2 separate regions of the Homo sapiens genome follow, and region 2 is linked to region 1. A link is an interaction called in ENCODE POLR2A ChIA-PET data of the cell type or tissue named here. Cell type or tissue: OCI-LY7. All regions are shown on one strand.

Region 1 (2,500 bases):
AGTGTGGCATGACAGTCAAGAACAAGAACATGGACTCTGAAGCAATCTTAGCTCTGCTACTTGCTAGCCATGTAACCTTGGGGAAAGAGCTATCCTATTTTTGCCTCAGTTTCTTTATCTGAAAAATGAGGATAAAGGGCTGGGCGCGGTGGCTCACGCCTGTAATCCCAGCACTTTGGGAGGCCGATGCGGGTGGATCACAAGGTCAGGAGATCGAGACCATCCTGGCTAACATGGTGAAACCCCATCTCTACTAAAAATACAAAAAATTAGCCGGGCCTGGTGATGGGCGCCTGTAGTCCCAGCTACTTGGGAGGCTGAGGCAGGAGAATGGCGTGAACCCAGGAGGCGAAGCTTGCTGTGAGCCAAGATCACGCCACTGCACTCCAGCCTAGGTGACAGAGCGAGACTCCATCTCAAAAAAAAAGAGGATAAAATACTACTACCTCACTGGGTTACGATATTTTGAGGTTTAAATGAGTCAATATATGTAAAGTGCTTTGAATTATAAACATATATAAGGGTCAGCTGGTATTGTTTTTATTTTTACTATTTTTAGCACTAGACTGTGGGTGTCTGGGGAGAGTATTTCTGCCTCTAAGTACTGGTCCAGCCCTGCAATCTCTGCCCTTTCCTGTTTTGGCAAGTGCTGGAGCCTATGCTTCAGCCTGAGGAGAACAGGGAAGTCCTTAGGTACCGCCAACCCACCTGGCTGCATTCAGAGGACCATTCCCCAGTTACAGCAAGGGAGGCCTTGAGCCAGCCCAGCCCAAAGGAATGAATAGCGTCCAGCTTGGAACCTCCTAGAAGCCAGAGGTCCCTCAGAGGCTGACTAATACGCGAGCCCCATTCCTCTCCCAGAGAGGGGCAGGCGCTTCCCTCAGGTCACTCTCAGTACCAGAGTCAAAGTAGTTTTTTCCTTCCCAGCCCAGCCCGTCCCTTTGCCCACCACCTCCTGCAGGGCCTGTTTCTGACATCTGTGGCTCTAGAACAGCAGGCCCAGGGAGAACTACAAGAGGCAGGGACTGCTAGTTCATGGGTCTGTGGTGCAGTAGTGTGAGCTGCCGTGACAGCATGAGCTCTCCAGCAATGGTGGAGGCCAAATTAAAGCTAGTAAGAGCTTGCTGAGGATGCTGCAAAGAGGATGGAGAAGACGGTGGGAAATTAGAGGGCTCTTTACAGGTCTAGGACTTCATTTGTGTGTCTTATAGATGTCTGGCTGGTCAGCAAGTGGGTGTGGGCCAGACAATGTGAGGTGCTGATTTTCACTCTCATACCCACTCCAGGAGGCCTACTTCAAGAAGCACAAGTTCAACACGGTTCCAGGTGTCCAGCTCAGGAATGTGGACAGGTTGGGGCTGGCAGCAGGGCAAGGGGTGGATATCTAGGAGATTTGGAGGCCAGTCCCTGAAAGTCCCTTCCAATGCTGGGCCTGTGTGTTTACTCCAGCCCTGCGGCTACAGATTCCCATGTGACCCCTTGCCCTGCTCAGTGCTACCCATGGGACCTGAGGGCCTGCCCACTCCCCTGACCCATTTCTCCCTCCTCTTCAGTCTGAAGAAAGAAGCTTATGAAGTGGAAGTTCACAGGCTGCTCAGGTATGGCCTAGGACAATTGGGGTGTAGCAGGGAGCAAAGAGTCAAATACTGGGGATCTTGGCCCCATAATTTACAGGGTCCTGTGCAAAATGAAAATCAGGGCCCTCATCTCAAACATTAGGAACTTCAGGCCGGGCGCGGTGGCTCACGCCTGTAATCCCAGCACTTTGGGAGGCCGAGGTGGGTGGATCATGAGGTCAGGAGATCGAGACCATCCTGGCTAACACGGTGAAACCCTGTCTCTACTAAAAATACAAAAAATTAGCCGGGCGTGGTGGCAGGCGCCTGTAGTCCCAGCTACTTGGGAGGCTGAGGCAGGAGACTCCAGCCTGGGCGACAGAGCAAGACTCCATCTCAAAAAAAAAAAAAAAAAAAGAACTTCAAGGTGGCAACAGCAGAGCATTCAACCAAGTACAGGGTCCTGTGGGACACACCCATGAAGTGGGCCCTGTCTTGGCTATATTCTCCCACCCTCTACTGCAGTGAGGCTGAGGTTCTGGACCACAGCAAGAACCCTTGTGAAGACTCTTTCCTGCCAGACACAGAGGGCCACACCTACGTGGCCTTTATTCGAATGGAGAAAGATGATGACTTCACCACCTGGACCCAGCTTGCCAAGGTGCTCCAATACCATGCCCACCCTGGAGAACCCCTCCCCCTCACACACATACTGCCCCAAGATCCAGGGAGCCTTTGCTCTGGAATCTTCAACCTCAGAACCTCCTCTTTATACTCTTAGAACACCTCTTCCAACCTCCTTGTCCAAATTCATATTCTAAAAGATGCTATCTCTTACAAATTGAGGTGGTTTCTGAGGAGGGGTGGGGGCTGGGCCAAAGGGTCGTCAGTGACCCCTCCCTACAGCTCTCTGACCCATGTCTCTGTCTCCATCCCACCCTCAC
Region 2 (2,500 bases), 280 kb after region 1:
ATTGGTCAAAGATGAAATGACAAAGAAAATTAGAAAATATTTTGAATTACACTATAATAAAGACACACACACCAAATTATGGAATACAGTTAAAGGAGTGCTTAGAGGCACATATATAGCTTTAAATGCTTATATCAAAAAAGGAAGACCTGAAATCACTAATCCATACCTCTGCATTAAAAACTTTAAAAAGTCCAGGGAGGGATAGCATTGGGAGAAATACCTAATGTAGATTATGGGTTGATGGGTGCAGCAAACCACCATGGCATGTGTATACCTATGTAACAAACCTGTACGTTCTGCACATGTATCCCAGAACTTAAAGTATAATAAAAAACAATTTAAAAAAACTTAAAAGTAAATTAAATTCAAAATATAATAAAGAAAAGAAAGCAGAAATTAGGAACAGAAAATAAAAAAATTAACAAAACCAAAAATTGGTTCTTTGACAATATTAATAAAATTAATAAAACCACAGTAATAGACATCAAGAAGAAAAGGAGAGAAAACATAAATCATCAATATCAGAAATAAAAGATGAGTTATCACAACAAATCTAAAGACAGCAAAAGAATAATAAGAGAATAGCAGGAACAATTTATGCCAATACATTCTATAACTTATTTAAAATAGACAAAAAGTTCAAAAAATAACTTACCAAAACTGACTTTAATATAGATGTGCATTATGCTAAGTGACATAAGCCAGACACAAATGAACAATACTATATGATTCCACTGATATGAAGTATTTAGAAGAGGCAAATGCATAGAAAAAGAAAGTAGAACAGAGACTGCCAAGGCCTGGGGTAAGGGAAGAAGGGTGTTACTGCTTAATGGGCACAGAGTTTCTACCTGGGACCATGGAAAAGTTTTAGAAATAGATGGTGACAACAGTTGCATGACATTGTGAATATAGTTAATGTCATTACATTGTATACTTAAAAATGGTTAAAATGCCAGAAGTTGAGGCACAAGAATTGCTTGAATTTGGGAGGCAGAGGCTGCAGTGAGCTGAGATCACGCCACTGCACAGCCTGGGTGATAAGAGCGAGACTCTCTCAAAAAAAAAAAAAAAAGTTAAAATGGCAAATTTTGTTATATATACCTTGCCATAATTTTTAAGACTTTAAAGAAATTAATTCAAAAGGAGTTAAGATTCAAACATAAAAGCTAAAATTACAAACTTCTAGAAGAAAACATTGGAGAAAATCTTCATGATCTTGGGATGGGCACAGATTTCTTGGACAGAATGAGTGAGTACTAACTATAAAAACTCACAAAGAACATCAAAATTAAGACCTTCTGCTCTCTGAAAGACATCCTTCCAAAAAGGAAAAGACAAGCTGGAGAAAAATAAGTCACAATATATATAGTGATGCATCACTTAACAACAGAGATACCTTCTGAGAAATGCATTGTTAGGCGATTTCATCATTATGTGAACATCATGGAGTATACCTGCATAAACCTAGATGGTATAGCCTACCACACACATAGGCTATATGGTATTGTATAGCCTATAGACTGCTTCCAGGCCGCAAACCTGTATAGCATGTTACTGCATTGAATACTGTAAGCAACTGTAACACAATGGTAAGTATTTGTGCATTTAAACATAAAAAAGGTACAGTAAAAATACATGTAAAAGATAGAAATGGTACACTTGTATAGGGCACTTACCATGAGTGGGGTTTGCATGACTAGAACTTGCTCTGGGTGACTGAGTGAGTGGTGAGTAAATGTAAAGATCTAGCACATTACTGTCTACTACTGTAGACTTTATAGAAACATTGTATGCTTGGGCTACACTATTTAATATTGCATAATAACATTATATAAACATATAATATAATTATTATATGTTACAAACTTATATAATTATATATTATATAATTGTATCATATAAAATAACATATAATATAATTATATAATAACAATAATATATACAACATTATATAATAATAACATATAAACATTGTACACTTAGGCTACATTATTTTTTTAACAATAAATTAATCTTAGCTTACTGTAACATTTTCACCTTAAATTCTTTAAGTTTTAACTTTACCCTTAAAACACATATTGTACTGCTCCACAAAAATATTTTTGTTCTCTACATCTGCAGGCTATAGGCTGTTTTTTATTTTTAAATTTTAAATTTATTATTTCTTTTTAAATGTTTTTGCCAAAAATGAAGACACAAACATACACTTTAGCCTAAGTGTACACAGGGTCAGGATCATCAAGATGTCACTTTCAGCTCCTTTATAATCTTATGGGATCACCAGTGTCTATGCAGTCTGTTGTTGACCAAAACATTGCATGGTATTGCATGACTATATATATCTGACAAAATATCTGCATCTGAAATATATAAATAACTTGTACAACTCAGTAATTTTTTATTCTTTTTTTCAAAATAAGCAAAATATCTGAACACATTTCACAAAAGATTCACAAATGGCAAATAAGGACAGGAAAAACATATTCACCATCAT

Evidence for each region. ChIA-PET counts read pairs that join two places held together with the same protein. Peaks named below come from ENCODE experiments on the same cell type or tissue, not always from the same donor. Only the 100,000 strongest peaks of a DNase experiment are listed, where the experiment ranks them.
Region 2: POLR2A ChIA-PET joins it to region 1 with 13 read pairs; 2 of 35 experiments call an interaction of 5 or more read pairs at or near these places.

The regions. Positions count from the first base shown.
Region 1 is chr1:46,189,571-46,192,070 of GRCh38, reverse strand. It overlaps POMGNT1 (protein O-linked mannose N-acetylglucosaminyltransferase 1 (beta 1,2-)), which reads left to right. Exons shown (of 22, transcript NM_017739.4): 18 at 1,287-1,351; 19 at 1,554-1,598; 20 at 2,082-2,217. It also overlaps a transcript of TSPAN1 not described here. Among named protein-coding and RNA genes, the nearest start is that of POMGNT1, 7.6 kb to the left of the region's middle. In OCI-LY7, no CTCF peak of the experiment used is centred here; no DNase peak of the experiment used is centred here.
Region 2 is chr1:45,906,042-45,908,541 of GRCh38, reverse strand. All of the region lies in intron 4 of MAST2 (microtubule associated serine/threonine kinase 2), which reads right to left. It overlaps LOC105378694 (a long non-coding RNA gene), which reads left to right. Exons shown (of 5, transcript XR_001738038.2): 1 at 1-1,595. Among named protein-coding and RNA genes, the nearest start is that of MAST2, 100 kb to the right of the region's middle. In OCI-LY7, no CTCF peak of the experiment used is centred here; no DNase peak of the experiment used is centred here.